Linked DNA regions of Homo sapiens: region 1 is linked to region 2. A link is an interaction called in ENCODE POLR2A ChIA-PET data of the cell type or tissue named here. Cell type or tissue: CD4-positive, alpha-beta T cell. All regions are shown on one strand. Each heading gives the region's core, and the rest is flanking DNA. Links, peaks and the distances in the headings are about the cores only. Region 1 overlaps POP4 (POP4 ribonuclease P/MRP subunit). Region 2 holds the start of PLEKHF1 (pleckstrin homology and FYVE domain containing 1).

Region 1 (15,762 bases), core at 1,957-9,956, 50 kb before region 2:
GTAGTGGAGAAGGGAAGTGGGAGCGCTGACTGCTGTGTGCCAGGAGAGTAGAAAGGCCCAGGTCTGTGCCACCACCCCTCCCCAAAGCTCAGTGCACCCAGAGTCTCACAGGGACCAACACGGTGCCTCGGTCCTGCTTCCATCCATGCAAGTGTCCTCCGCTCACCAGGGTGTTCTGAGGCAGCTCAAGTGCTCTCCCCCAAGCAGCACGCAGTCACCGCTGCCAGTGATGAACACACGCACGGGCTAGGCACATGGAGCCCAAGCACACTGCCACCTCGGACACGGGCCCCGGCCCAGCGACTGCCTTGTGGTGTGGCCGTCCTCATCTGCCACAGGAAGACAGACTTCGAGGGACCTCTTGCCTAAGGCCTCGCTGACTCAAGGGTAGATTGAGATTTGGACCTAATAGGCTCCAGAACTGTGCTTTGAGCTACAGGGTGGCTGCAGGATGAGACGGATGCAGTTCAAAGTGCAGGATGTGCTGCCTTTATTACCTGCTTTCCCGCTGAGCAAATCCCTGTCTTGAGTGGGAAGTGGCATCTATTCCCCCAGCCATCTGAAAATGCTGTGTTCATAACCAAATAGGTGCTGTAGCTTCCTAGCCATCCCGCTCTTACCCGCCCCTCTGCAATGTAAAAGGCGTCCACTGTTGTGTAAATACACAGTTGCTTTCCAGAAAAGTTGTAGGTACCACTTGCCATGTGAAATCTGTTTTTCATTTAGCTCAGACTCAAGTTTCTGTGTGAGTGGCGGTTTAATTTGTAGATACCTCTCCCTCTCCCCCAAGGAGACATGGTGAGGGTGCTCACCGGCCACTAAGCTGCCGCTGTGCCTGCCTGTTTCTAGGATACACTGTTGCCCTCATGGCCCACCCAGGGGTCATATCTCCCAGGTAGAGGAGGGAAAGGGGAGGGCCCAGCTGGGCGGGACATGGTTCCTGATGAGGAACAGCTGCAGAAAGCATGATCTGAGGCCCAGGGGCCGTGGCAGGGGCCAGGGCTGCCATGTCTCCACAGGCTGCGGCACAGCTTGTCATGGAGGGTAATGTGGTGCTTTTTGGCCCGATCTCTCCCATGTCCACTGTCCAAGGAGCAGGACCCTGGCAGAGCTGAGGCCTTGGCCATGTGGTCCCACGGGAGACAGAGCCACATTCGACTTGTGTAAGCCTCCATGCACCAGAGAAAGTGCCAAAGAGGAGAGAGTGGTTAGCAACTCAGGACAGGACCCAGAGGCTGCAGGACTGGGAGACATCAGCCCAGCGACCCACTGCTCAAAGAGTGGGGCCCAGGGGCCCTTTACATCTTCCCAGTGCCCAGCTGCCACACAGGGTCTGCAGAGGATAGGCCAGAGCCTCGGGGGAAAGGATGAGGTTCTTGGAGGAGAAAGGACAGCGAAAGGACAGCGTGGGCCATGGCTGATGTATCCATCTGCTCTAATCTTCATAACAAAATGCCACACACTGGGGCTGCAGCATTTTCTCACAGCTCTTGAGGCTGGAAGCCAAAGATCAAGGTGCTGGCAGGGCTGGTTTCTGGAGAGGCCTCTCCCTTCTTGTCCTCACATGGCCTTTCCTCCCTGTGTGCAAGGAAAGTGATCCCTCGGGTCTTTTCCTTGTAGAAGGACGCCAGTCCTATTGGATCAGGCCGTGTTCTTATGAACTCGTGAAAGTCTCCAGACAGTCACAGTGGGGGCAAGGGCTTTATCATATGAATTTGGAGACCCAAGTCAGTCCACAGCCACCCCGAAGCTTTCCCAGCCAGGACAGCCTGGTTGTGCCTCCCAGAAAGACTCCAACAGCTACCTGACTCCCAACCTCAGACACTAGCCAGGCCTTCTCTTTCCCCCATATGGGCTGCTTGGACCACTAGCCAGTCCAGCCAGCCCCAATGCTGGCCCCTGAGCTGCCATCACCACTGGATTCTGTGACATGCTCATACAGGAACTTGGGTCCAGGGCTGCTCCCTCCAGTACCCGGGGCCCCTGAGCTGCCCAGTTCCCCTTCACTTTTGCAAACAGCTGAACTCCTCCTCCCGCTGGGGCCAGGCACAGTCTGGATGGGGGAGGAAATGCGTGTGCAGGTGGGCAGGATGGGCAGAGAAGTCTCCCTGGAGCAGGGGCTCCGGCTCTAGGCAGCTGTGGGTGTGAAGAGTGTATTCACACCAAGGCTCAGGGCAGGAGCCCGCAGAAGCATTGTGGAGGACCCAGGAAGGCAGGGGAAGCCTGCGAGGGTCTGCCCCCTGGGCTCAGGCAGGCAGGAGGAGAGGCCGGAAGGGGTATATGGCTGCCAGGAGTGGAGAGATGGCAGAGATGCTGGAAAAGCCCTAATCCATGGGGCAGGAGGTGGAGTTCTGCTGATCCATTCACGCAGTTCTGAAGTCTTGGGGACCTTGGTGCCGCCATCTGTCAAGTGGGGCCATTAGACTAGACCCAGCGTTCCTGGAATGGCATCCTGGAACTTCCCATATCAGAGTTAGTGGGTGCACATTCAGAGCAGCCAGACCCTGGGCTGCACCTCAGACCTACTGAATCAGCCTCTGGCGGCGGGACCCAGATAGCTGTGTGTTTACCTAAGACCCCAGCTGATCACTGATGTTTGAGGACGCTGGGCTCCAGATGGTGTCTAAAGTCTCTTCCAGCTCTGAGGTCTGGACTGTGATTTCAGACTTGGGACTCTCAGGCCAACGTTTTCTGGAGGCTGGGAAAGATCATCAAATGACTGATCTCCCAGGTTCCAAAGAGTAAACAGGAACATCCCTCCACAAAGCCGTAAATTCTGGTAAAAAAGCTCGCTTTCTGGACAATGGCTTTAGCTTTAATTTAGTTTGCATTTCTTAGCTATAATGTCTAATTAAGACATCTGTTAAATGTCTACAATATTAATAGAAGGGGTTCTAATAGAACTGTATTGGAATTGTCCATTTAATTAACCTCGTGAGCCTTTAATGGATGTCTTAAATAGACATCATTAACAAGAGTGCTAGACAAATTAAAATTAGAGTCAATAACATTCTTGGTAATTTTTCCTGAGCTGTAAAGGACAAGCCTTGCTAACTAGACAGGCGCAGAGATAGGCTGTGTTCACAGGAGGGTGGGCGCTGCTGTCCTAGAGGGCATCTGAAATGGACAGGCCCCAAGTGGGATTCAGCTATTCTGTGTCTTGGTCCACTTTGCCCATAAAAGATAACCTCCAGCCATAGGAGGCAGGTCTCAGGAGCAAAGACCTGCCCTTCCCTATGCCTTTTACAGAAAACGTTTGCTGGGCCAGGCGTGGTGGCTCACGTGAGCCTATAATCCCAGCACTTTGGGAGACTGAGGCAAGAGGATTGCTTGAGTCTGGGAGTTTGAGACCAGCCTGGGCAACATAGCAAGACCCCATGTCTACAAAAAAAAATTTAAAAGTTGAGCTACACATGGTGGCATATGCCTATAATCCCAGCTACTCAGGAGGCTGAGGTGGGAAGATCACTTGAGCCCAAGAGGTTGAGGTTGCAGTAAGCCATGATTGTGCCACTGCACTCCAGCCTGGATGACAGATGAGACCCTATCTCTAAAAAAAAACAAGAAAGAAAGAAAAAGAAAAAGTGGCCTGATCCATCAGAGCTCCTGGAGGAGGGACTGGCTTAGGAGGGAGATGGAGGAGGATATAGGACCTCACCCAGAGACTCACAAAACGCCAGATAGATGCACAGACTGGGTGAAATGCAACAGACTGGGATAGGGAAGGATTTCCTGGGACAGGCCGGGAGCAGGATGAAATGGAAAACATTCCATTCTTTTGCCTCCACCGCCCCACTAAGCCACTCTCACTCAAGTGACTGCGTCTCTCCAGAGCCAGTGGTCGGTTCTCCGCCTCTGCCTTGCCTGGCCTCTCATCGGCATTTAACAGGTCATCCCTTCCTTCCTCCTGGAACACCTCTTATCCCCACACTCCCAACTTTCCTCCTGCCTCCCTGGCTACTCCCTCTCACTGTCCTTTGGGAGCTCCTCTGCAGAACTTCTCAGTGTTAGAATGCCCTGAGCTCTGCCTTTGGACTTCTTTCCCCATTCCCTCCATAGCTGTCTCGTCCACCACTTCAGATCCACCAGACCCACATGTGTAACTTGGTTTACCATCTGCCTCCTGCCAGCTAGAACGGAAGTTCCTAAGGACAGGACTGTTTTCCTCACTGCCATACCCTCACTCATCCAGAGTGTATCTGACTGTATTCAGTGTTCTGTGACTGTTGAGGAAATGAGAAAGCTGCCCACCAGGCTCCACCTGGAGATCTAACAGGCAGCCCAGCATGGTGGGCTGCACACAGCATGACGGACTTCCCTTCTCTTCCCTTCCTTCCACCCGCGCTTCTGCGGAGGCCCCTCGCCTCTTGGATGCTCACACGGGAAACCAAGGAGCCATCCTGATTCCTCCCTTGCTTTCACGCCCCCACCAACCTTTCATCACGACATGGTGGCCCTCCTTGCAACCCTCCCACCACCTGCTGCTCCAGCCCCCTTCCACCCACCTGCCAGCACCCAGCCACAGCCACAGCCCCCCGCTGGCCTCCCTGCATCCACGCCTGGCCTCACTGTAGCCCGGGTGACCTTTGTGAAACATGACTCGGGGTGCCTCTCCCGCTGAAAACCCACAAGCGACTTCCTGCTGCACGCAGAATGAGAGCCAGCCCCTGATCGGCATCATCAAGGCCCTTCCAGATCAGACCCCAGCCCACCCCTGCCATCGTGGTCCACCTTCCCGCTGCACCCTGTGCCTCTCTACACCCCCAAGCATGCGATTGTCCCCGTGCACATCTGTGCCTGCCATTCCTTCCTCTCGAGCTTTCTCCTGACCCCTCAATCTGCAGGCAGCCTCCCTGCGTTCAGCTCTGCACACAGGGAAGGCCCCATCATCCTAGCTCTGCAGCCCCCACCCCAACCAGTCACTCTGTCACATTACTCTGTCTGATATTTCCTTTTCCTTTTTTTTTGAGACAGGGTCTCGCTCTGTCACCCAGGCTGGAGTGCAGTGGTGTGATCATAGCTCACTTCAGCCTCAACCTCCCTGACTTAAGCGATCCTCGCACCTCAACCCCTCAAGTAGATGGGACCAGAGGTACATGCCACCATGCCTGGCTAATTTTTGTTTGCTTGTTTTTTTGAAGAGCTGGGGGTCTTGCTGTGTTGCCCAGGCTGGTCTCAAACTCCTGGCCTTAAGCAATCCTCCTGCCTCAGCCTCCCGAAGCGCTAGAATTACAAGCGCGAGCCACTGCATCCAGCAGTCTTATGTTTTGTGTACCACTTCTCAGTCCCCAGTGCAACCATATCTGCCTGTTTCATATCATTTTCTTCCACTGGAATGTGAGCTGCTCGGACGCTGGGACACTGCCCATGGTGTTCGCCGCCATAACCATTGTAAGCCCCCTGCAGGGGAGAACACTGCCTTGCATATAATAAGTGCTCAGTAAATATTTGTTTTCTGACCCAAAAAGAAAAAATGAGCCCAGGATGTGCCTCTAATAATGTTGAATAAGGGTTGGCACACAGCAACTGCAAGTGGTGCTGGTCAGTGACCCCTGTCTGGGCCAGATGAGCCCGTGTGGCTTGCCCAGGGCAGGGCAGCTGCACATCCTGAGTCCAACGTGCCACCCCCCCTTCCTTGTCGGTGGGCACCCCTGGTAGCAGGAGCCGCGGGTGAGAAGGCAGCCCTGTGCCACTGGGCCCTGGCACCCCAGCTATGCAGACCGAGGAGGTTATGCTCCATCAACAGCTGTGACGTGCAGCAAGTGTGGCCCGCGCTTCTCTGCCCCTTTCAGTTTCCCCCATGAAGCCCCAGGGTCTGGCGGGAGCAGCTATGGCTGGCGCTGCATAGCCTGGCCTGGAGAGGCTGAGCCCAGCAGGAAACCCGAGTCAGGAAACCCAAGTTCAAGGCCCAAGTTCCCCGAGACCTTCGGTTCCAACCACAGAGAACGTGAAGAAAGGGAGTGTGGTGTTTATTGCAGGCACATTTAATCTACACAAATTAAACTGTATCCTCTACCAAAAGAGAGGGAGGGAGGGGAGGAAAGAGAAAGGACGCTGTAGAGAGTGCTGCCAGTGGCTCTGTCCTGCCTGTAGAGTGCTGCCAGTGGAGGCTCGCCTTGCAGCGAATGTGAGACGGAAAGCATCCTCAGTTGCCCTGCTCTCCCAAAAAAGTGTGCGATTATAATGCTTTGTATAAAAAAACACAGGCCCCAAACAGGTGCTGTGCCACAGGGGCTTGTGCTGGCTCATGAGAGCTGATGTGTGCACCTCCTGCAGACGGCACATTCATGCCGGCACCCTGCAACCCTCATGGTGGGAACATTTACACAGCAATTTACACTATGCTACAAACCAGGGCTTGTTACACATGTACCAGCATCCCATCACTGCCCTAAATGCAAGCTGGCTGCTCTGTGTGCAGAACAGGCTGTGTTAAGTCATCTTTAGGGGGCTACCTAGCCCCATGGAAGATGGGGCTCCGTGGCCTGGGAGCTGGAGACAGAGCGCTTGCTGGCTAAGGCAGGGGAGATTGCAAACAGAGGATGTGTGTTTTCTCAGGGCATATGTTATACTTCAATTTAAAATGTTTGTAGAAGAACCATTTGGACTATTATGTGGGTGCTTAATAAATATCTGAAATCATTTGAGCATCTCTCCAGCAGTCTCATTTCTTAATGGTAATGCCAGGCCAGGCATGATGGCTCATGTCTGTAATCTCAGCACTTTGGGAGGCCGAGGCGGGTGGATCACTTGAGGTTAGGAGTTCAAGGCTAGCCTGGCCAACATGGTGAAACCCGGTCTCTACTAAAAATACAAAAACAAGCTGGGCGTGGTGGCAGGCACCTGTAATCCCAGCTACTCAAGAGGCTGAGGCAGGAGGATTGCTTGAACCCAGGAGGCGGAGGTTGCAGTGAGCTGAGATAGCACCATTGCACTCCAGCATGGGGGACAGATCGAGACTCTGTCTCAAAAAAAATAAAAATGGTAATGCCCAGGTTACCCTAAGTGGCTCTTGCTTGAAAAATCACAGATTTAAAGCAAGGAAACCCACATTCCTAAGAAATGCAGTATGTCACCAAACTCACAATTTTAACAGCTCCCTCCTTTCAAAATACGGGCTCTTCCGCTACCCCAGAACTCCAGGGACCAAGTGCTCTGCAGCCCTGTCACTAGGGCGTGGTTGCCACAGCCCTCCTGGTCCCGCCCTGTGAGGTTTCCAATTGAGTAGTGAGAGAGTGAGTGGTGATGACAGGACCCTGGGGCCACAGGGTGCGGTGGGAGGGGAACAGGGCCTGTGGCAGAGGCCCCTGGCAGGTCTGAAAGTAGGCTGGCTTCCCTCAGGACCTGAACTTAAGACAAGCCGGAGGGCTGAGCTGGAGTCAGGCAGGCTGAGGCCTCCTGCAGAGGAGCTGGGGTAGGAAGTGGGGCCTGCAGGGGCATGGCGCTGAGGAGGCTGGAGGCTTCAGGCACCAGGCAGGGCAGCAGGAAGTGAGGAAGACTGGCAGTGAACTGGAGAGGCCAAGGGCCGGAAGACCAGCTAGGAGGTTGTGGCCGGTGCTAGACGTCTGCAGCTTAACCAGGGTGTCGGCCTTGGGGATGCACGGAAACAGGTTTGAGAGGTGCACACAGCACCCACGAACAGGGCCTCAGGGACACAGCCCCTCCAGCCTCGGTCTGGGTGTCTACTCACAGCCCAGTGCCCTGAAGGGTGGCAGCCCCACTAGGCGAGTGGAGATGGCTCCAGCCGTCCAAGCTGCTGAACAAGGGGCTGTGGACAAGGCCAGCGTGGCCAAGGAGGCAGGGGCTGCAGCTGAGGTCTTCTCAGGGGAAAAGGGAGCAGGCAGGTGGGGAGACACCCTTGGGCAGACAGAAATAAGGAGGAAGATGGCAGAGCTGGGTCGCAGGGGTGGGGAGCCGTGTGGGCATACCTCCGGGTGTTGGGCAGGCTGCAGCCTTGTCTGGCTTAGCTTTGTGAGTTCAGTCAAGGGTGAGCCTCCACCCATGCCTTGGCGTCCTCATCTGTAAAATGAGCATCAGGAATAAAGCACAGCCAATAAAGTTTGTGTGTGTGGTATCACCCAAAAACTCAGAGGGTTCTGACAGAATACAGTACCATCTTCCAAACATAGGGGTCGGGCATTCTCCCAAACTGTCCCCTTGGGCCAGGTGTGGTGCCTTATGCCTTTAATCCCAGCACTTTGGAAGGCTGAGGCAGGAGGATCACTTAAGCCTGGGAGGTTGAGGCTGTAGTGAGCTGTGATTGCACCACTGCACTCCAGCCTGGGTGACAGAGCAAGACCCTGTCTCTGAAAAAAAAAAAAAAAGAAAACCCACCCACCTGTCCCCTCCATGGCTGCATTCTCAGTAGGACCCCAGAATACCCCCAGGTAGTCAGCACTGGTGGCTGGCTGAGGACACTGAGATGAATTATCCCCGGATCACATGGCCAGTGGGTGAGTCACATGGCAAGTCCCCTCTCACCAAATCAGCTATTCTTCCAGAACTTGAGGAAGACTTCCTTTCACCATAAATGTAAAGCCCCGTTGCCTGCCAGGGTGGGAACAGGACTATTTTTTGCATGGCATGAACCCCTGCCAGCTCCTGCCTCCTGGCGGTGCTTGCCGCAGAATTTACAGAATAAAATAACTATTGAACACCCTATTATCCGGCTGCCTAATTAATGTAAATGATAGTTATGGTCCCCACACCGTGGCATATGTTTCTCGGAGGAGGCCCTGCCAGCCGCCTGGGCCCCATTCCAGGGGTTTTTATGGTAGCAGCCCCATTCTGGCTCCATTGAGTAAAAGGTAAGTTGTGGCCCTAAATAATGAAGACAGAAGAGCTAATGGGCTCGGTGAAGAAGGGCAGCTCAGGCGCTGGTCTCCGAATCAGGTGACAGACCCTGCACTAATGTGGCAGGCCAGGTCTCACTAACGCAGGCCTCTGTAACACCTGTTTCAGCATTGACTGAGTGGCGAAGTTAAATATTAAAAGCTGATAGAGCCAGTGCCCTATACAAAGGCTGGAGTGTAACAAAAGCCCACCAGGAGTTTTGCCCAGGCCTTTCCTGGGCCTTGAAGCATGACAAAGTAACAAAGGAATTAACAGGACCCATTTTAAGATTAAACAAGTTGTATCGGAGGCCTGAAGAAACTCCCCAGACCTCCACAAACAAGTTTACTGGGGATCTGAAGGAACTCCCCAAACCTCCATAATTTAGCAGGAGACAAAATAAGGGTAATCGCCCCAGCACCTGGACCCATTTAGATTAAGTAAATTTACTGAGGCTTCAGAGGAAGATCTTCAGGACTCAGATCTTAGTTCTAGATTAAAAGAAGTTGGGCTGGGCGCGGTGGCTCACGCCTCTAATCCCAGCACTTTGGGAGGCCGAGGTGGGTGGATCACGAGGTCAAGAGTTCGAAACCAGCCTGGCCAACATGGTAAAACTCCGTCTCTCCTAAGAATACAAAAATTAGCTGGTGTGGTGGCGTGCGCCTGTAATCCCAACTACTCAGGAGGCTGAGGCAGGAGAATCACTTGAACCCGGGAGGCGGAGGTTGCAGTGAGCTGAGATTGCACCACTGCACTCCAGCCTGGGTAACAGAGCAAGACTCCGTCTCAAAAAATAAATAAATAAGTTAATCACTTATGTCTTTAGATGAATGTACACTTACACATAAACATATAGCTTAGAAGGTATATAAACTCTGAAACCCGAATTTTGAGTTGGTCTGGTGACATTTCCTAGGCCTTCTTCCCCATAACTGGTTACAGAAATAAAAACTCCCTTCCTCCCCAGTTCATCTGCATCTCGTTACTGGGCCGTGAGAAATAGCAGCCCAACCCTCAATTTGGCCTGGAAACGCTAATAGACGGGGTCTTTCCTTGCAGACCCGAGTGCTCCACGGACCCCCGGTGCAACAGTCCCTAGGACTCTGGAACAGAGACACAGAGGAGGTGTTTCTCCCAGAGCGCTATACACAGAATAAAATCCTATGAGGCCCATGTGGCCTGGCCCCTGCCCTCCTCCAGCCTCACCTCATGCCAGGCAGCTGCCTCCTCTCCTCTGGCTCCCAGCGAGTGGCCCATCCTGGCCAGTCTTGCCCTGGCCTTCCCTAGTTTTAGCACAAACCAGAGCAGCTGGTCACCCTACTCCAGCCCCACCAGCTAGGCTTGGTCTCAGGGCATGGGCCCAGGATGGTCTTCCCCATTCTATGTGTCTTAGTGCACTGGGGCTGTTATAACAAAAATACCAAAGACTAGATGATGGATAAAGAATAGAAATTTATTATTCACAGTCCTGGAAGCTGGGAAGTCCAAGATCAAGGTTCTGGCAGATTTGGTGTCTATCAAGGGCTCCTTCCTCATAGACACGTCTCTTCTCACTGTGTCCCCACTGGGTGTGGCACACTGGGTGTGGCAGAAGGGATAAGAGAGCTCTCGGCCGAGCGTGGTGGCTCACGTCTATAATTCCAACACTTTGGGAGGCTGAGGCGGGTGGATCACCTGAGGTCAGGAGTTCGAGACCAGCCAGGCCAACATGATGAAACCCTATCTCTACTAAAAATACAAAAATTAGCCGGGAGTGGTGGGTGTGCCTGCGGTCTCAGCTACTTAGGAAGCTGAGGCAGGAGAATTGCTTAAACCTGGGAGGCAGAGGTTTCAGTGAGCCAAGATTGCCCCATTTCACTCCAGCCTAGGTGACAAGAGCAAAACTCCATCTAAAAATAAATAAATAAAATAAAATAAAGAGAGCTCTCTGTGGCCACATTTTTTTTTTTTTTTTGAGACAGAGTCTCACTCTGTTGCCCAGGCTAGAGTACAGAGATGCAATCTTGGCTCACTGCAACCTCTGCTTCCTGGGTTCCTGGGTTCAAGCGATTCTTGTGCCTCAGCCTCCCGAATAGCTGGGATTATGGGCATGCACCACCACACCTAGCTAATTTCGGTATTTTCTGTGGTGATGGGGTTTCGCCATGTTGCCCAGGCTGCTCTCAAACTCCTGACCTCAAGTGATCCGCCCACCTCGGCCTCCCAAAGTGTTGAGATTACAGGTGTGAGCCACTGCTCCCGGTCTGGCCTCTTTTATAGGGCGTTAATCCCTATAAACACTCCATCCTCAGGACCTAATCCCATCCCACAGCCCCCGCCTCTTAACAGCCTCACATTGGGCATTTGGTTCAATATATGAATTGGTGGTGGACACAAAATATTAAGTCGATAGCAGACTGTTAGCTCCTCAGGGGGCAGACCGATGTTTTAGGCCTTCCCAGACCACCCTAAGTCCACCAGTCACCATCTCCACAGTGCTGGAGAGAGAAGCTGACTCTGCATGGCTGGTCTGCTTCCGTCCTGTGGGAGGAGGCTGGGCCCTGCGTTGGCCGCCCACCCCAGCCCTCCCTCTGTCACAGTAGCACTTGCAGGAAGAGGTGGGGCTGGCCTTTCTTAGAAAGAGCCTGTGTCCAAGGCCAGGCACAGTGGCTCACGCCTGTAATCCCAGCACTTTGGGAGGCCGAGGTGGGCGGATCACCTGAGGTCAGGAGTTCAAGGCCAGCCTGGCCAACATGGCAAAACACCATCTCTACTAAAAATACAAAAAGAAGCCAGGCCTGGTGGTGGGCACCTGTAATCCCAGCTACTCGGGAGGTTAAGGCAGGAGAATCACTTGAACCCAGGAGGTGGAGGTTGCAGTAAGCTGGGACTGTGCCACTGCACTCTAGCCTGAGACAGAGTGTCCCTCTAGACAGAGGGAGACTCCATCTCAAAAAAAATAAAAATGAAAATAAAGCCAACAAAAAAGAAATAACCTATGTTCAACTCGGTGCTGCTCAATCCTGGCTACCTGTTACAATCACCTAGGGAGTTTTAAGAACACCAAAGCCCAGACTTCACCTCCCAAAGTTAATCCAGAATCCCTGGGGTGGGGCCTTGCCATCAGTATATACATATATAGACAGAGAGAGGGACAGGGTCTCACTCTGTCACCCAGGCTGGAGTGCAGTGGCGTGATCTCGGCTCACTGCAACCTAATCTTCCCGGGTTCAAGCGATTCTCGTGCCTCAGCCTCCCAAATAGCTGGGATTACAGGCATGTGCCACTACACCCAGCTAGTTTTTGTATTTTTAGTAGAGACGGGGTTTCGTCATGTTGCCCAGGCTGGTCTCAAACTCCTGACCTCAGGTGACCTGCCTGCCTCAGCCTCCCAAAGCGCTGGGATTACAGGTGTGAGCCACCGTGCCTGGCCAGCATCATATATTATCGGTGTATTTTTAATCTACGTGGCCTAGGGCAAGTCACCTCTGGGAGCCAGAGCTTCCTTGCTGTAGAATGAGGAGTATCCACCCTGTGCTGTGGGAGTAATGGGGGCCGGGCACAGGGTAAACACGTGCCATTTGCTGTCCTGGTGCTTTCTGTTGTTGAATGGACAGTTCAGAACCTCCAGAAATCACCCTGAGAATCTCAGGCTTTGTAACAGCAGTGTCTCACCCAGGTCTCCGAGGTGACCACGGCCACTCACAGGGCTGCAGGCTAGGCCAGGTGCCCCTCCACCAAGGACCCAGACACCAGGAGCCTGGATTTGCCACCACTTTCTATGCTGTGTTATAAACACAAACATGTGTCTGCCTCCTTGACTATAAGCTCTGATGAATTCGCCCCTGAGTCCCAGGCTCAGCGCAAAGGCCAGCTCGATGCAGGGGCTCGGAGAATGAGTAAGTGAATCAGTGAATGTGCCCGCAGCTGGTGTGATCAGGAACTTTTGGGTCATTTCAGGGCCGTCTCTGGGGCAGGATGGTGCTTCTGAGAAGGGTCCCTGGACCAACCCACCCAGGAGCCATCACAGGCCAGGTTTCTGTCCCAGCATGCCTTGCAGGGTGTGCCTCGGACTCACATTTCCATAGAAATGAAAAGTAAAATACCAAAGTGCATCGCACATGTGTCAGGTCGCTTCTATTTCCTCACATTTTATTTTAATTATATGTGAAAAATGGAGGTCTTGGCCAGGCGCGGTGGATCATGCCTGTAATCCCAGCACTTTGGGAGGCCAAACTGGATGGATCGGCTGAGGCCAGGAGTTCAAGACCAGCCTGGCCAACATGGTGAAACCCCATCACTTCTAAATGTACAAAAATTAGCCAGGCTAATTTTACAGGAACTTGTAATCCCAGCTACTCGGGAGGCCGAGGCAGAAGAATTGCTTGAACCTGGGAGGTGGAGGTTGCAGTGAGCTGAGATCATGCCATTGCACTCCAGCCTGGGTGACAAGAGCAAGACTCCATTTCAAAAAAAAAAAAAAGAAAAAGAAAAAAGAAAAATGAAGGTCTCTAGACAGCAAGGGGACTGCACTGGTCTATTCCAGGAAGCTCTGCAACAGCACCAGGCCTGAGGGACAGTGACAGGTAGATAAATAGAAAAATGCTGCTTAGGAGCAGGGTTGCAAGCCCACAGGATCAGATTGTCAAGTTTGGAGCTGAACTCCAGCCTAGGGGTATTTTTTGTTTTTTCATTTTCTTTTGAGACAGGGCCTGGCTCTGTTGCTCAACCTGGAGCGCAGTGACCCAATCATGGCTCACTGCAGCCTCAAACTCCTGGGCTCAAGCAATCCACCCTCCTCAGTCTCCCAAGTAGCTGGGACTACAGGCACACCTGGAAAATTATTTTATTTTTGTTAAAGAGGAGGTCTCTGTTGTGCAGGCTGTTCTCAAACCCCTGGGTTCAAGCGATCCTTCCACCTTTGTTTCCCAAAGCGCTGGGTTTACAGGTGTGAGTCACTGTGGCTGGCCCCAGCCCAGGTTTTCCTACTCCACTGCCTTGTACCTGGCTCACCCCCCTCTATAGAAGCCCATGATCTCTTCTGGTTCAGGAGCACCATGGTGGTGTGTGGCTTCTCTACACTGTGGTCCCATGTGGACACGTCTCAGAGCTGCCACTCCAGGAGACACTGACTTTGGCCTGTGGCCATCGAGTGCATCTGTTGGAAGGATTTTGTTTGCAAGTGACATAGAACCGAATGTAAACTGGCTAAACAAAAAGGGAATTCAATGAACCCCGTAATTGAAGGGTCAGAATAGAAAGTGCTACCTTCAGGAATGGTTTGATCCAGAGGATGAAACAGCATTCCAAGACTGCTTATTTCTCTCCATATCTGGCTCTGTGTTGCCTCCTTGCTCAGCAGGTTCTCTCTTCATAGTGGCAAGATGGTAGCCCCAGCCTCACATTCTCTCAGGCTAGCTGACAGCTGGCTGGGGAAAAGAGAAATGTTTTCTCCCGGTAGCCCTTCCTCCAGTGTCAGAATTTCTTCATGCTGGTTGGATCTTTATGATCAGTTCCGCATTCCTGCACTGCTGCTGGAGCCCCAGGGCACTGATTGGCCACATCTGCATCATAGGCTTCTGTTCTGGAAACAGAGTTCTGGAAAGTGAGTGTCAGGAAGGAGGCTGTTCCTCTAAAGGAAATCAAGGTACTTTTTTTTTTTTTGAGGTGGGGTCTCACTCTGTTTCCCAGGCTGGAGTGCAATGGCGTCATCTTGGCTTGCTGCAACCTCCGCCTCACAGGTTCAAGCAATCCTCATGCCTCAGCCTCCCAAGTAGCTGGAACTACAGGTGTGCACCACCATGCCTGGCTAATTTTTTTGTATTTTCAGTAGAGATGGGGTTTCACCACGTTGGCCAGGCTGGTCTCGAACTCCTAGCCTCAAGTGATCCATCCACCTCAGCCTCCCAAAGTGCTGGGATTACAGGTGTGAGCCACTGCACCGAGCCAAGGTGCTATTTTTTAAAAGGAGGGAGCTGGATGCTGGGTGGCAATAATAATAATAATGTATCCATTCCTCTGAGCTCCTGAAGTAACAGGTGCAGCCTAATGAGGGGTCCTTGGGGAGGATTGGTATTGTGTGGACCCACATGAGCTGCAGCTGCATTTCCCAGCATGTCCTTCCCTATGCAGTTCCCAGTTCGCATGGGTTGGGCCACAAGAGACATTCCCTGAGATTTGGGAGGCGGAAGTGACGCAGCAGCCATCTTCTCAGCATTCTGGAGGTCCAAGGCCTCCCTGGTACTCTGGGAGACTGCATAAAACACCCATTCCATGATCCCATCTGAGGTGAAGGAGTTGGGGTATTGATCCACCAGTGCCACTTGGTAGGGGCCATCCCAGAAGGTGTTAATCCCCTGGCATTTCCTGATGACCATGAGGTAGGCACAGTTGCACACTGGAGCTTTGCAGAATGCCCTCAGGTAAAAAGATGCAGAAACTTTAATTTGCAGGCTATGGGCAGGGCACCAGCAGTGCCTCCTACAGAGCACTGATTAAGTCACTACTGAGTGCTCTACAGGTAACCCCTTCAAATCTTAGCAACAGCTTCAAGAGGCAATTAGGAACATCCAGATTCACCCGTGAGCCTCAGGAGCTTGTCCCCCCCTGGGAAGATGGAACAGTAGGGATTTGAACCCAGGATGTCTGAGCCACTGCTTTCCCCAACAAAACTACACAAATTCAGTGGGGTCATTCCAGGCCACCACCAGGCCCTGCTAACTCCTCAAAGAAGAAAAGCCAGGCTGGGCGCAGTGGCTCACACCTGTAATCCCAGCACTTTGGGAGGCCGAGGTGGGTGGATCGCCTGAGGTCAGGAGTTTGAGAGCAGCCTGGCCAATATGGTGAAATCCCATCTCTACTAAAAATACAAAAATTACCTGGGCCTGGTGGTGGGCACCTGTAATCCCAGCTACTCAGGAGGCTGAGACAGGAGAATTTCTTGAACCTGGG
Region 2 (15,762 bases), core at 3,927-11,926:
GACAGGGAACCGCTTTGGGTGGCCAGGGCAGCCTCCCTGAGGAGGTGACAGTTTGAGGTCTGATGGAGGTAGAAGCAAAGGCCTGAGGCTTTAAGGAACAGGAAGAAGCCCATTTGAGAGGACCTGTGGGGAGGAGGCCAGGGAGGGCCAGGAAGGCCTCCGGGCACTGAGGCCTGGGAATTTCCTTCTGAGCCGCACAGGAGGCTCAGGTGCGGTTGAGTCAGGGGTGACATAACTTGCTGCTAGTGTTGGACCTGGGTGACGGGCACCAGGGTCCCCTGGACTATTCTCTTTCCTTCAGTTTGAAATTTTCCACTATAAAAAGCTTAAAATAGGCCAGGTGCGGTGGCTCACTACTGAAATCCCAGCACTTTAGGAGGTCAAGGCGAGAGGATGGCTTGAGCTAAGGGGTTCGAGACCAGCCTGGGCAACATAGTGAGACCTCCGTCTGTACAAAAATACAAAAACTAGCCGGTCCTGGTGGGCTAATTCTCCTGGGGTCAGGATGATTTCTGTGCAGGCTGCAGTGAGCCGTGACCGCGCCATTGCACTCCAGCCTGGGCGACAGAGGGAGACACCGTCTCAAAAAAAAAAAAAGGTTATAAAGTGCTGCTGCATTTTCATATTACGATTATTGACCGCTGAGGGTGACTGTGCTGTGAGGCCCGCCGGAGGCACCAGAAGGCACAAGCCTCCCACTGCCCCTTTCCCCGCCAAGTCCCGCAGGTCTCGCAGTCGCGGGCGCCCCCACCCCACCCCTGCCCAAGGCCAGGGTCGCAGTCCCACCGGGTGACGGCAGTCGCGCTCCGCGTGGGGCAGCGGCGAGCGGAAAGGGAAGCCGGGCGGGGCCAGGGGGTCAAACACGGGCGACAGTCCCGCCCAGCCCCGGACCTGCAGCGCGCACAAGCTCGGGCGCCCTCCGAGCGCCGCGCCCAAGCCCCGCCCCTCCCGCTTCCCGGGCTCCGATTGGCCGAGCCACCGCGGGGGCGTGTCCGGCGGAGCTGGCCGGGACCCGGGCGGAGCGGGCGGGGACCCGGGCTACTGCGGTGTGGACTCGAGGGCTGGGCGCGGGGCCGGCGCAGAAGGTGAGTCCCCCCACCGTCCCCCGGCCGGGCTGCGGGTCGCGGGGCAGGCGCATGAGGCGAGTCTCCCATCACCACCCCCGGACAAGCGAGCTCTCTCCCGCCGCGCGGTCTTGGCGGCTCCTGGGCCGGCGGGGCGCAGTGCCGCTGACTCCAGCCCAAGAAGAGGCCTGGGAAGGGCGCTCCTGGGCGGCTTGCGGGGTGAACCTGCAGGGAGCCTGGGGAGAGCGGTCAGGGGTCAGAGCGTCCGAGGCGGAATCCCCGGGGAAACGCGCAGATGTAAGCTGGTGGAGGTAAGGGGGTCGCGGGCCACCCGGGACTGCAGGGGTCTCAGCGCACCCGGTCGCTGGTGGTGTTTCCGGGATCCTGGCCTCGTGTGGCCGCCGGGACCTCTCTTCTCAGCCCCAGTCTGCAGTCTGGAGGCCTGGATGGGACCACTGTCCCCCTGGGCAGGGGCGCGGCGGGGGGCGCTGGGGTCCCAGTTCCTCTGGAGCAGTTGAGTTTGTGATTCTTGGTGGGAGCTGCCAAGGGAAACAGGGTCGGGCACTGCTCCCATCTCAGAGAGGAAACTATTGAGCAGGCCCGCAGAGAGAGGCGGCCTGGAATCTCCCTCCTTTCTCGTTTCCCCAACACCTGGCGGGCCGTGTAGGGCAGAGGTGTGGTCAGCCTCTTTGCAGGTGGGAAAGCAGAGAGGTTCCGAGCCACGCTGAAACTTGATCTCTGCAGCCCAAGGGGAGCACTCCTTTGGAATTTGAACACCTCTGGTATCTCCTGGCCAGAGAGGGTCAGAGGCCAAGGAGGTGGGGAGGTAGTCCCCTAATGCGCTGGGATCGTCCCTCTGCACAGCGTCGTTCCCACTGGAGTCTGTTGTGAGCTGAGATGACTCTCTGACTTCGGCCTGCGTCCCTGCACACGTCAGCCCTCCGGGCTGCCAAAACACAGGCCAGGCAGCCCTGGGTGAACTAGGGGACCTGCCCAACCCAGCCCACCCCGAGGAAGGAAGGGGGATTGGCCAGTGTGGCCTGGAGGGTGGGACAGCCCAGCCAAGCTGACGGACCTGCTCGGGATGGGGTGGGCATCAGGCATTTGGAGCGCAGGCAACACCCGCTGGACTCTGACTTCTGGAGTTCTGATTTGGTCTCTGGTTGAGTGCAGCTTTCCACAGCTCATGGTTATTTTGGAGCCGAGCTTCCTGATCACTCAGCAGGGACCTTGGGCAGTGACTTTGATGTGGTGGAAGTACCTTCCCCAAGGGGGCTTTTGTGAGGATTAAGTGAAATAATGAACGTAATATGCTTAACTTTGTGCCTGGTGAGCTCTAAGTGCTCAGTCGGCGGCACTTCCAGTTTTGTTTTGCTTTGTTTTTCATTACCGGTCTCTTCCCGGAGGAGGGCCTTCCAGGAATCACAGGGCTGGACAGAGCCCAGGGGCGGCCCCTCTGGAGGGAGAGGAGGCTTGGCGCCTGATGCTGCAGTCTCAATGCACATGGAGAAAACCTCACATCCTCACGCTGGCCTGGGAGCCTGCAGGATGTCTCCTGCCGGCACTGCAACCTCATCTGTCCTCCTTGCCCCATCGCTCCTTCCTCCGCAGCCTGACTTCACCCATTCCACCTTGAGCTGCTCCCCAGGACCGGAGCTCTGCCCCTAGATCTTTGCACAGCTGACTTCAGGCTGGAGTGAGTTCACTTCCTCCCAAGGCCTTCCTTCCTCGACCTCCACCGTCCTCCCAGGCCCTGCCCTGCTGGGCGCACCAGTCTTTTTCTTCACAGTGTTTAGCACTGGCTCTCAGAAAAGACCCTGTGAATGTACTTCTAGTCTCACTGGCAAGAAGTGTGCATTCCTGAAGGGCCTGGTCTCCAGCTCCCGGCTGTAACCTCGCACAGTGTCTGGCACACAGTGGGACTCATAAATATTTGGAAAATGAAATCAGGCAGGCATGGAAGCAGGGTGGGTCTGCGTGCGGCCCAGGTCCCTGCAGGGAAGGAGGAGCCCCGATCTGGAAGTCAAGGGAAAGTCCAAAGGGCTGAGCTGCCCCCAGAACTCTGATTCCCTTGGTGACCCTGGCCCTGCACGTCCCTGAGCAGGTTCTCCACCTGTAACCCGAGGCAGAGCAGTTACAGCCCCCACCCCATCCCCCACCGCTGCCCAGCTCCTACTTTCCAGGGCTACCATCTTGGGGCCCCACGCATCTCTCATTTATCCAAAATGCTGTGTCCGGAGTAGGAGAGAGGACAGGACGACTCCCGTCAGGACAGTACCTTGTGTGGCCTGTTCAGCGTGCCCTGCAGTGTGTGCATTATACATTTTACAATGTGGCATGGTGTAGATCAGGGGTTGGCTAACCTTTTCTCTCAAGAGCTGGTAGCAAATAGTTTAGGTTTTGCCAGCCATACAGCCTCTGTCCCACATGGCTGTGTTTGAATAAAACTGGATTTAGAAAAGCTGGCAGTGGCCCAGATTTGGTGTAGCTCTCCAGCCCCTGCTGTTGATCACGTATCACACCTGGGCTGCCACATACAGAACCTGGCTTCATGGCTTCTGCAGCCACACGGGGGCTCTCAGGATGTGGCTCCCAAGCCGCAGTGCTCACATGAGCACCTCCAGCCCCTGTGCAGGCAGCAGGATTGCTGAGCCTGAGAGCCCCCACCCCTCTGAACCCTCAAAGAAAGATGCAGGTCTGTTCGTTGCCTGGTCTCCCAGGCTTACTGAGCCTGCGCTGGGGTCACCCCTCTACCAGCAGCCCTGGGGCCACACTGGGGCCAATACAGGCACTCAGGGCCCAGAGGCTGCCAGGAAGCTCTGTCACCAACATCTTCCCGAGGCAGGCCGGCCCCAAATGAGTAAGGACAGGGCTCAGCTTTTTTCTCCCCTGTGCTAAGCAAGGGAGGTTCACTTCCCTAGTGAGAACAATTAAAAAAAAAAAAAGGATTCCCAGCTGGGCTCAGTGGCTCATACCTGCTATCCCAGCACTTTGGGAGGCTGAGGAGGGAGGATTGCTTGAGGCCAGGAGTTCAAGACCTATCTAAGCAACAGAGTGAACCCTCGCCTCTAAAACAAATTTAAAAATTAGCCAGGCATGTTGGTGCATGCCTGTGGTCCCAGCTACTCAGGAGGCTGAGGCGGGAGGCTTTCTTGAGCCCTGGAGTTCGAGGCTGCAGTTAGCCCTGATTGTGCCACTGTACTTCAGCCTGGGCAACAAAGCAAGACAATGTCTCAGAAAAAAAAAAAAAAGAAAGAAAGAAAAAAGCATTCCCCATCTAACTCAGGGCTGCTGTATTTGCCAAGAAAAACCTACAGGCAAGGTCAAACCAGGATGTGAAGTTGTGGTCATGTAGAGAAGGTGAGCATGCCGGGGCAGCTCCCAGGAGGATGTTGTCTGCCCCGCCCCTCGCCCAACCTGGGACCCTCTGCAGGTTCACAAAGGAGGGCACATGTGAGCCCCTGGCTTCCCCAGTCAGTGTGTGGGGTCAGCTCTCAGCCCAGCCCCTTTCATCGCCACCAGATGCCCCTCCTCGCCCTTCCTGGTCCACATTTTACCATCAGCAGCTGGACACTAGCCCTAAGAGCCTAGAGGGGGTCTGTGAGTCATGGGTGGGGGCAGAGCAGCAAAGGGGTCCCATGTGGAGTGTTCTGCACCCCCTCCAAGGGCTGCAGAGACAGCGTCATGGACTCTGCCCTCTGCTGGACGGGTCCAGGGTGGATTGGGCACCCCTGCCTGCAGCTCTCTTCTGCCTGGTGCTGCTCCTTCCCTTCCTCCATGCCATCCACTTGGCTGGCCCAGTCTCCAGAGCTCAACAAGCCCCCAGGGTTGCGGGAGGGCTACCTGCTCTCTGGGCACAAAGCCCACCTGCCTCAGCTACTGAATGTGGAGGCTTTGGTCTGCAGTCTCAGGTTTGGGTTTTCATCCCGTTTCACCAGTGGCCTGACTTCTCAGCACACAGCTGGGCTGGGGGCACACGTGGCCTTGCTTCTTCGGGGCTCCTGACATCCCCTGCAGGTGCCCAGGCCTGGATGCCATGTGGTCACCCTATCAGGCCCAGCCAGGCGTCCCATCATGAGACATGCTCAGCGGCCCCCAGCCCATGGAGCCCAGGACCCAATCCAGACACTGGCCTGTAATTCTTTTCCTTTTGAAGACCTTAAATTAGAAGAAGCAACACGTGTTCCCATTTCTTGAAATTGGCAGATATTCGGATTTCATCGTGTTTGCTGCTGCCTTTTTTTAAAAAAACTTTTTTAAAAATGAAACCTTATAGACGAAAGTGGAATCCAATCTGAGCCCTCCATTCCTGGTCACATCTATGTCCTCTCCCCAGGCTACTTACTCCTGACTTTCTCCTTCCTATCTTTTATTTTTACCATTCTAACCACTTTCAAGTGTACAGTTCAGTAGTGTTAAGTATATTCCCATTGTTGTGCAACAGATCTCCAAAACTTTTTTTTTCTGAGACGGAACTCACTGTGATGCCCAGGCTGGAGTGCAGTGGTGTGATCTTGGCTCACTGCAATCTCTACTTCCTAGGTTCAAGTGATTCTCCTGCCTCAGCCTCCTCAGTAGCAGGGATTGTAGGTACATACCACCATCCCTGGCTAATTTTTGTATTTTTAGTAGAGACAGGGTTTCACCATATTGGCCAGGCTGGTCTCGAACTCCTGACCTCAAGTGATCTGCCCGCCTTGGCCTCCCAAAATGCTGGGATTACAGGCATGAGCCACCACACCTGGCCTCTAAAACTTTTTAATCGTTTAAAACTGAAACTCCATACCCAGACAACCTCCGCATTCCCCTTCTGGCAGCCCCTGGCAACCACCATTCTATTTTCTGTCTCTATGAATTTGATCAGTATGTATATCTCATATAAGTTATTACAGTATTTGTCCTTTTGTGATGGGCCTGCTTTACTTAGCATGATGTCCTCAGGGCTCATTCGTGTTGTAGTGTGCGTCAGAATTACCTTCCTTTTCGAGGCTGAATAGTATTCCATGGTATGTATGTTCCACATTTTGTTCATCCATTCTCCCATTGACAGACGTTTGAGTTGCTTCCACCTCTTGGCTATTGTGAATGATGCTGATATGAACATGGGAAAGCAGATATTTATTTTAGTCCCTGCTTTCAGTCTGGATATATATCCAGAAGTGGCATTGCTGGATCATATGGTAGTTCTGTTTTTAACCTTTTTTTTTTTTTGAGACGGAGTCTCACTCTGTCGCCCAGGCTGGAGCACAGTGGCGCGATCTCGGCTCACTGCAAGCTCCGCCTGCTGGGTTCACGCCATTCTCCTGCCTCAGCCTCCCGAGTAGCTGGGACTACAGGCGCTCGCCACCACACCAGGCTAATTTTTTGTATTTTAAGAGACAGAGTTTCACCGTGTTGGCCAGGATGGTCTAGATCTCCTGACCTCATGATCCCCCCTCCTCGGCCTCCCAAAGTGCTGGGATTACAGGCGTGAGTATTTTTAACTTTTTAAGGAACTTCCATGCTGTTTTCCTTAGGGGCTGCACCAGTTCCTATTCTCATCAGCAGTGCACAGTTTCCAGTTTCTCCACACCCTCACCAACACTTGTTATTTATTTTTTGTTTTGTTTTTTTCCCCTCCTTTTTTTTTTTTTGAGATGGAATCTCACTCTGTCACACAGGCTGGAGTGCAATGGCGCCATCTTGGCTCACTGCAACCTCTGCTTCCTGGGTTCAAGCGATTCTCCTGCCTCCGCCTCCCGAGTAGCTGGAATTACAGGTGTGAGGCACTGTGTCCGGCCTTCCTCCTACCTATTTTTATTCATAGATATAGTTCTTGAACACTTTCAGAATGTTATGTAATTCCTGCATAAGTGGTGTCACTTTACATACAACATTCTACAGGCTGTGTTTTTCCACTCCACGTTTGTTGTTTGCCGTCAGACCACATTGATCTGTATCTCTCATTGCGTGAGTAGCCCCGGGTTTTTATCCTTTTCCCTGCTGGTAGGCATTTTGGTTGTCTCTGCTGGGCAGTCATTGCTCTTTGTGGAATGCAGTTCTGGTTTTGTCAGATTGTCCCTCAGCCAGGTACTCGGTGATCAGTCATGGTGGGACAGGTCAGTTCTGTCACTGGTAATCCCCTAGGTTTGCAGTATACAGCCAAGATCAGCAAGCTAAAAATAGCAGTTCTTACGTAAGGTAGTGTGGGCAGCCCTTCTCAGGACACTTGTGATCTGCAGGGGCAAGTGGAACGGGACTCGAGGGCCCAGCATCTTCTGTTCTGCAATGCATCCACCCTCACACTGGGGCCCCACTCTGGCTTTCTACTGGTGGCCAGGCTCAGAACTGCAGCTCAGTGACCCAGAAACACTATGGGTGTGATCAGCTCAGCCCCAGGCGTGCCGTGTGTACCGGAATGCATGTGTGCACGTGGTGGTGGTGGGGCCAGCTCTCACCTCTTCCTCTGTAGAGGTAAGAGCTGAGTCATGCATGGTGGGCCTTGGGACCTGCTTGGAACCGTGCCAAGCTACTTATGAAGCATCTAGTATGTGCTTGGCATGGCTCCAAGAATTGTGGACACAATGAACAAGAAGAAGCTCCTGTTCTCATGGAGCTAAGAACTGAGCAGGGAAGCAGAAAACACACAAGCAATGAATAGACAAGCAAACAGCAGGTCCTGTTAAATCCCACAAAGAAAAACGATTGAATCCCAGAGAAGTGGCCAGCAGACCTTTTCTACAAAGGGCCAGGTGGTGAATATTTTAGGCTTTGTCACCATGTAGTCCCTGTCACCAACACTCAACTCTCCCATTGCAGTGTGGAAGCCACCAGAGACAATAATAAATGAACGAATGTGGCTGTGTCCCAATAAATCTTTAACAAAAGCAGGCTGAGGGCCGGATTTGACTCTCAGACCTTGGATTACCAATGCTTGTCCTGGGTGTGGGAAGAGGCTGCCTGAGCTGGGGTTGTCAGGGAGAACCCTTTCAAAAAGGAACTGAGAACCCGTTGCAGGAAGGAGCTGACCCTGGGACAGCCTGTCTCAGGTAGGACACAATGGCACCTTGCCACCGATATGGTGGCGGAGTTATGTGCTGAGAAATGGGCAGGCTAGATTTGAGAGGTAAAGATGATGAGATTTACTCATGGCTTGAATATTGGAGGTACAGGAAGGGGGAGATTCAAGGATGTGTCCTAGGTCTGGGGTTTGAACTCCTGGATGAATGGTGGTGTCACTGAAGGAGAGGAAGAGGTGCAGGTCTGCGGAGGTTTGTTGTTGGATGTGTTGAGTTTGAGGAGCTTATTAGACAAGCAGGTGAACATCTATGCTGACAGCCCTCCTAGAGCTTGGAGAGGCCAAGACTGGAGGCTTGGAATGGGGAATCTATGGCATTTATGGGGTCTTCAAGGTCGTGAGTCTGGTGGGCTGGTGTGTGTGTGGACCAAGCAGGGGGCGCCCGGCATGAGCTCTGAGTTAGTGCTTAGTGCTTAGGGCACCAACAGAGGGGCCTGTGTGGCCTCACACTCCACTCGGGACGGCAGCATAGTGCGAGCTCCAGGGCCCCTGCCTCCTAGCATCGCCTCAGTTCCCCTCCTGTAAAGTGGGGATTCTGCCTTCTGGGGTTGGGTGGGAACTAAATGAGATAGTCACGCTTGGCTGACAGGAAGCACTCGGCGCCTGTGCTTGTGATGGTGGTGGTGACTGCTGCACTTCCTGGGTGGTTGCGTGGGTTGCAGGGCCTGTGACAGCTTGGTTTGGTGGATGGCAGAGTCAGGGTTGGGTTGGGGGTAGAGACACCCAGGTCTCCTGGCACAGACCGTTCTGATGTCCCGTTGAGGCCTGTTCCGCCCTGTTTTTCAAGGCTCCCCAGCGGGGCTGAACCTCTGCCCTCTGCTGCCCACAGTAGTAGCCGGCTCAGTAGCACTTTTTTTTTTTAAGAGATAGAATCCACTCAGTCACCTAGCTAGAGTGTAGTGGCATGATCATAGCTCACTGTAGCCTCAAACTCCTGGGCTCGAGCCTCCTCTTGCCTCAGCCTTCCAAAACGCTGGAACCACAGGCATGAACCGCTGCACCTGGCCTAAGTAGCACACTTTATCACTGCCTTCCCATCCCTGTCTGGCCTCCACATCCCCTTTACTGGGAAATCCCCCTTCCCTCCCCGTAGTTCCCTGTACTCCCGTCTAAGGGTCAGCTTCCGAGGTGATGCTTCTCAGTGCTGGGCAGGCCTGCGGGTTACTGTGCGTAGTCAGTGGGCTGCCTGGCATGGTGGGTTAGTCAGTTGGGGGTGGGCAGCGTGGTTCTGACACCCCCATGCCTGAGCCTGGACATACTCCTTGTCTGTCTCCTCCTGCAGCCGCCAGCTGGAGACGATGGTGGACCACTTGGCCAACACGGAGATCAACAGCCAGCGCATCGCGGCAGTGGAGAGCTGCTTCGGGGCCTCGGGGCAGCCGCTGGCGCTGCCAGGCCGAGTGCTGCTGGGCGAGGGCGTGCTGACCAAAGAGTGCCGCAAGAAGGCCAAGCCGCGCATCTTCTTCCTCTTTAACGACATCCTGGTGTATGGCAGCATCGTGCTCAACAAGCGCAAGTACCGCAGCCAGCACATCATCCCCCTGGAGGAGGTCACACTGGAGCTGTTGCCGGAGACGCTGCAGGCCAAGAACCGCTGGATGATCAAGACGGCCAAGAAGTCCTTTGTGGTGTCGGCCGCCTCCGCTACGGAGCGCCAGGAATGGATTAGCCACATCGAGGAGTGCGTGCGGCGGCAACTGAGGGCCACGGGCCGCCCGCCCAGCACGGAGCACGCGGCACCCTGGATCCCCGACAAGGCCACGGACATCTGCATGCGCTGCACGCAGACGCGCTTCTCTGCCCTCACGAGGCGCCACCACTGCCGCAAGTGCGGCTTCGTGGTCTGCGCTGAGTGCTCGCGCCAGCGCTTCCTGCTCCCGCGCCTGTCCCCCAAGCCCGTGCGCGTCTGCAGCCTCTGCTACCGCGAACTGGCCGCCCAGCAGCGGCAGGAGGAGGCGGAGGAGCAGGGCGCGGGGTCCCCAGGGCAGCCAGCCCACCTGGCCCGGCCCATCTGCGGAGCGTCCAGTGGAGATGACGATGACTCCGACGAGGACAAGGAGGGCAGCAGGGACGGCGACTGGCCCAGCAGCGTGGAGTTCTACGCCTCGGGGGTGGCCTGGTCTGCCTTCCACAGCTGACCCCCGGCCTGCAGAACATCTGTCCCCAAGCCAGCTCCACTGCCCAGGCCCCCAAGAGGGCAGCTCCAGAAGCTGCCCAGGGCTCCGGGACCCCATCCCATGGTGGCAGGTGCAGCGGTGGGGAGTGGCTCTTTCTGGACTCCCAGTGCCTTTTTGCTGGACACTGTGTCCTTATGGCTTCACTGCAGGTAATGCCTTTCCCTTCAGGAAGCCCCAGAACACCCACAGGTCTTGGTAACAAACGCCACCTTACACTCTGCAGGCTGCAGCGGCAGCTCCAGATGGCCTCCTGAGCTGGACGACCCCAGGTCTCCAGACATCTAGGGACCAGAGCAGGTTTGGGAACACAGAGGGAAGACAGGATGGGAGTGTAGCCACAGAACCCACCTGCACCCTGACAGGCACACCCCACTGAAGAGCCTGAGTCCCAGGAGGCCTCCTGGAAGCCCAGGACTGCCCACCCACCACGCTGGTGCCCACCGCCTGGCCAGCCAAGCCCTGCCGATCAGACATGTGGGCTCCCCGAAGCCCAGCCAGAGACTGCCGTGCTGTGGGTGCCACCAGGCCCAGGGACTGCAGCCTGAGCTCCCCGAGGCCCAGGGCAGCCGGGTGAGGACTCTGTCCTGTGTCACCTCTCTCCAGGTGTCCAGCTGTCTCATGCCTTTTTGTCCTGTCCTCAGCTCTCCGTGTGGTCAGCGAAACCATTGTTTTCTGTTAGGACTCAGTTGCAAGAACAGAAACCCTGCCCCCACTTAATAATAAAAAAGAAAGTTTATTGATGGGTGGTTGCAAAACAAACCCAGGAGTGTCCTTGCTTCAGACATGGCTCTGTCCATGGTTGAAAATGTGCTAGGTGGCAAAAATCTACCACTGTCCCCCACACTGGGAGTTCTTGTGTATGCTGGCTGCCTGAAGGAGACAGACGCTCATGCTGTGCCTTGGCTGGGCTCCCCCAGGACACAGGTCTGTCCGGGTGCCATGACCGTGGCCTGATGCCTGCTGCCCTATTCACTTTGGTGTGGGCGATCTCAGTGGATGGAACTGAGGAAACAAATAGCCATTTGTGTGGCTCTGCCGGGCCTCCCAGGCTGAGAGCTTCCCCGTGCAGTCCTGCCTGGCCCTGGGGCTGGTGCTATGGAGAGGGAAACTGGGCCCCAGGTACACCAGCCTTTCTCAGAGTGAGTGTGCATTGGGCCTGGGGCTCGAGGTCAGCCTCCCAACGCCTGGCCCCATGCTGGCCATGGAACTGGGGATCCTTTAACAGTGTCCCACGAGTGCTTCTGCACTAGTCTTTCCCAGCGCCTCAGCCTTGGCAGGACTGGGGCATGGACTGGGGTTGCTGTCAGCTAGAAGTGGTGACCGTGGGGCTGGGAGTTCCCTGCCCACGCAGTACAGCATCTGAAACCCCACTGACAGGGCCTCTCCCTGGCCTAGCACCATCCTCCTGGGGCCAGTTCTCAGAGGTTCACGTGCAGACAGAACCCTGGAGGGTGCAGTTCGAGTGCAGATTCTGATTCGGCAGGTCGAAGCCCAGCTCCCAGGGCCTGCCGCTACCACCACCCACAGACCACCCTTGAGGTGACAAGGCCTGCTGGTGGCCTGTGGGCACCCTGTGAGGGAGGCGGGAGGGTCAGTATTTTTGTTTGTTTGTTTTTGAGACAGAGTCTCACTCTGTTGCCCAGGCTGGAGTGCAGTAATGCGATCTTGGCTCACTGCAACCTTCACCTCCCGAGTTCAAGCAATTCTCCTGCCTCACCCCTGCCAAGTAGCTGGGATTACAGGTGCCCGCCACCACACCTGGCTAATTTTTGTATTTTTAGTAGAGACGAGTTTTCACCATGTTGGCCAGGCTGGTCTGGAACTCCTGACCTCACGTGATCCGCCTGCCTTGGCCTCCCAAAGTGCTGGGATTACAAGCGTGAGCCACCACACCCGGCCAAGGGGTCAGTATCAAAGCGCCTTCGACCTGCCATGCTTGGCAGAATGACCAGTGTGGGAGGCCCACTGGCCTTCCAGGAAGGACCTATTTGTTTACAGTCCCTTTCTCTCCCTTGGCCTCCCTGAACCACACAAACTGGTTCAGGCTGGTTCTGCCTGGGCAGAGGGCACAGGGTGAGACAGGTCACGGAGCTGGGGGTGACTTCCTGGACAGATCTAGTGCCCTCTCCAAAACCCAGCCCGGGCAGCCCTGTCCCTGCACCCTGGGACTGAAGCCAGGGCAGGGTGTGTTGGCTGCCACCGCTGGCCTCTTCTCACAGCACACTCCCCTGCCTGAAAACCCTCAGAGCCTGAAAGGCAGCGTTCACTAAGATAGGAGAGGGGACCACGTGCAGCTGAGCCCGGCCACCACCAGCCTCCTCTACAGCTTCCTGCCAAGGGGGTCCATGCACAGGACCCCAGGCTGACTGAGTGCAGTGTCGTCCTCTCCAGGTCATGGCAGGCAGCGCCCTGGGGTCTGGCTGAGTAGGTGATTCTCATCCCTTAGCCCAGGACTCAGGTCTGTGTCCCTCTCCCCTGCAGGGCTGGAACAGAACTGCTGCTGCCCCAAGTCCCAAGGTGTTAGGGCCTGTAAGGGCCCACGGCTTGGGGTGGCCCAGGACCTTCGCAGAGCCTTCACACCTGCGGTCTTGCTCCCGCACCAGCTGGGCCATGCCAGCTGCTGGGGACACCGCTGGGAGTGAGACAAACAAGGCCCGCACAGCATGGTGGGGGAGACACAGGTGCAGAAGCCAGGGTGGAGGGTGCTATGATGGGGACGGGCTGAGAATGAGTGAGCCACGCCTGCCTGGTGGGGAGAGGACATTCCAGCAGAGGGAACAGTCAGTACAAAGGCAGGAAAGGGACCCCTGTGACCTGAGCTGCGTGGCTGGAGCTGGGCCCCCAGAGGCACGGGGCAGCCACCTCGGGTGCCCCAGAGCTGTCGGAGCCTTCTGCACGCAGCAAGGCTGATCTCGGCTTTTGAGAATTTGTCCTGACTGCTGTGCATGGGTGGCTGGTGGGAGAGGGGGTCTGGCAGCCATGGAGGCCGGCAGCTGTCCGCTTCCCTGGGATCCCCAAGGGCGGACCTGCGCTTCACTGAGGCCACATCTGCCTCCGATTTTGGCTCTGGCTGTGGACTGGAAGCCTTAGCTGCCCTCCTTCCCATCCTCAGCTCCTTCCAAGGGGCAGGCCCCCTCCCCTGTTCTGCTGAGAAGTTTTTTGTTTGTTTGTTTGTTTTTTTGAAACAGAGTCTTGCTCTGTCGCCCAGGCTGGAGTACAGTGGCACAATCACGGCTCACTGCAGCCTCGACCTCCTAGGCTCAAGCCATCCTCCCACCTCAGCCTCCCAAGTAGCTGGGACCACAGGCACACCCAATGGCACCCAGCTAATTTCTTATTTATTTATTTATTTATTTATTGAGACAGGATTTCCCTATGTTGCCCAGGCTGGTCTCGAACTTCTGGGCTCAAGCAATCCTCCCACTTCAGCCTCCCAAAGTGCTGGGATTATAGGTGGGAGCCACCACACACCCAGCCTATGCTGAGACATCCAACAGGCACTGAGTGTCAGCTTCCAGGCTGACAGCCGAGGGGGCGCCAGGAAGCAGAATGACCCCCAGGACTGCATGGTGTTTGGGGCCAGTGTGAGTTTGAATGAATCGGGGTCCCTGGCCACTGAGGCACAGAGGGGAGTATGCTGGGAGAGAGCAGAGCCACCCAAAATGGAAGATGTGGGCCTGGCCAGTGGGCCCGGGAAGGGAAGGTGCTGCCCTGGAGGCCCTGTCTCCAACTCCTATCAGGTTTATTTTCCACCAGAGATGGCCTCCTGGGCCAGGCTCGGGTCGACAGGTGAAGCTAGGCCAGCTGCCCAGGCAGTCCCCGGAGAGGGCCCTGCCTCAAGGAGCAAGCACGGAAGGGGAAGGCCAGCCTGTAGAGCTTGCAGCCGTCTCTCCTGCTTCGCCACAGCACCGCTGCCAGTCCCCTTCTTGGGTGGGGAAGCTCCTTGGAGGCTCTGGAAGTTGTCTTCAGTCCCAGCCATGCAGCTGAGCTTTGCTCATTGCCTGCACTCCGCCCCCACGCCTGGGAAGGTCAGGAGGCCTCGGGCCGAGGCCTCTGCTGTTTGCAGATGCTCCCTTTCCCCAGAGCTGAGCCTGAGGTCTGGCAGGAGCACGGGGCTGCTGGGCCAGGGTCCAGCCTCACGCTCCTGCCTGGGGCTTTGCTTGCAAGGCCTGGCAAGGACACGGGAACCAACTGTCCTGCCAGCCGAGTGCTGCTGTCCACCTCTCAAATCTTCCTCCCAGCTGTGCCTGGACTCCATGTCCCTGCCAGAAGCCGGTCCTTCGCACAGGCAGCATGGGATTCCTGGGAGGCGCCTGCCTCGTCCCCTGCCTCTTCCTAGGAGGTGCAGAGGGGTGAGGAGAGGGTCCGAGAACAGGCCCATGCATTTGAGGGGCATCAGAACCCCACCACTCCACCCACAGGGGCAGGCCAGAACCGCTCCTGCAGGAATCAGCCCAGAGCAGTGCAGCTCAAGATGGCAAGTACAGTCACAGCTGTGACCCCAGGGCTCTTTGGGATTGATGACAGCCCCTTTATTTATTATTATTTTTTTTATTTTTTTGAGACAGAATCTTGCTCTTGTCGCCTAGGCTGGAGTGCAGTGGTGCGATCTTGGCTCACTGCAATCTCTGCCTCCCGGGTTCTAAGCGATTCTTCTGCCTCAGACTGCCGAGTAGCTGGGATTACAGGTGCGTGCCACTACGCCCGGCTAATTTTTGTATTTTTAGTAGAGGTGGGGTTTCACCATGTTGGCCAGGCTGGTTTCGAACTCCTGACCTCAGGTGATCCACCCAACTCAGCCTCCCAAAGTGCTGAGATGGCAGGCGTGAACCACCGCACCCAGCCAGCTCTCCCTTTAGAGCTCTGCAGGATGCAGTGTTCCCACGGGACCCAGAGGCTGCAGACACTAAGGAGACTTTCACAAAGGTCAAGTAGCCCCTACCTGTGGGCTTTGGTGGTTGGGATTTTTCCATGCCAAGTTTTCTTAAAGATGGGCCCGCCATCATGTATGCTGGTAACATTGGGGTGTTGCCTGCCAGAGGCCAGGGAGCCAGGCGGGGGGTTCACAGGTCCCCAAGAATTTTGTCCCTCCTTGATGATGATGGGGTGCAGGTGCTGATGGTGGCAGCGACTGCCACTTACTGAGGCCCACCCATGCGCTGGTTCCAAGGAGGCAGAGACAGGTCACGTGAGGCCATCCTAAGGCTAAAGGAGATATGTCATGAGCCCTGAGAGAGGGATAGACAAAGCCAGAGAAAGGAACTCCCAAAACAGCTGGGTGGGCTTCCTGGAGGAGGCGGTGTTTGGTTGAGCCTCAGAGGATGGTAGGACTTTATCAGAGGATTGTAGTCTCCACGAGGACTGGGACTCTGGGCCTTTTTGGTAACTGTCTTTTCCTGTCCTTGGCACTAAACATATGTTGAATGAATAAATGAGTCAGGTAGAAAATGGGGCTGGGGGCATC

What was found. Peaks named below come from ENCODE experiments on the same cell type or tissue, not always from the same donor. Only the 100,000 strongest peaks of a DNase experiment are listed, where the experiment ranks them.
Region 1: POLR2A ChIA-PET joins it to region 2 with 16 read pairs; 19 of 35 experiments call an interaction of 5 or more read pairs at or near these places.

The regions. Positions count from the first base shown.
Region 1 is chr19:29,616,555-29,632,316 of GRCh38, forward strand. It overlaps POP4 (POP4 ribonuclease P/MRP subunit), which reads left to right. Exons shown (of 7, transcript NM_006627.3): 7 at 1-683. It overlaps LOC105372353 (a long non-coding RNA gene), which reads right to left. Exons shown (of 7, transcript XR_935896.3): 6 at 14,080-14,395; 7 at 13,642-13,969. Among named protein-coding and RNA genes, the nearest start is that of POP4, 18 kb to the left of the region's middle. RefSeq lists silencers at 4,497-4,546, 10,248-10,542 and enhancers at 5,638-5,697, 7,454-7,503. In CD4-positive, alpha-beta T cell, for the core only: no CTCF peak of the experiment used is centred there; DNase peaks (open chromatin) are centred at 5,887, 7,267 and 7,427; H3K4me3 peaks cover 740 bases; H3K27ac peaks cover 1,995 bases.
Region 2 is chr19:29,664,421-29,680,182 of GRCh38, forward strand. PLEKHF1 (pleckstrin homology and FYVE domain containing 1) reads left to right here and starts at 1,041. Exons shown (of 2, transcript NM_024310.5): 1 at 1,041-1,085; 2 at 9,404-11,057. The coding sequence starts at 9,420. The coding sequence ends at 10,259. It overlaps LOC105372353 (a long non-coding RNA gene), which reads right to left and starts at 835. Exons shown (of 7, transcript XR_935896.3): 1 at 787-835. RefSeq lists a silencer at 609-1,278 and enhancers at 800-1,353, 1,354-1,907, 1,359-1,478, 4,295-4,604, 7,106-7,335 and 1 more. In CD4-positive, alpha-beta T cell, for the core only: a CTCF peak has its summit at 7,336; DNase peaks (open chromatin) are centred at 7,011, 7,491, 8,131, 8,771 and 2 weaker places; H3K4me3 peaks cover 3,858 bases; H3K27ac peaks cover 7,701 bases.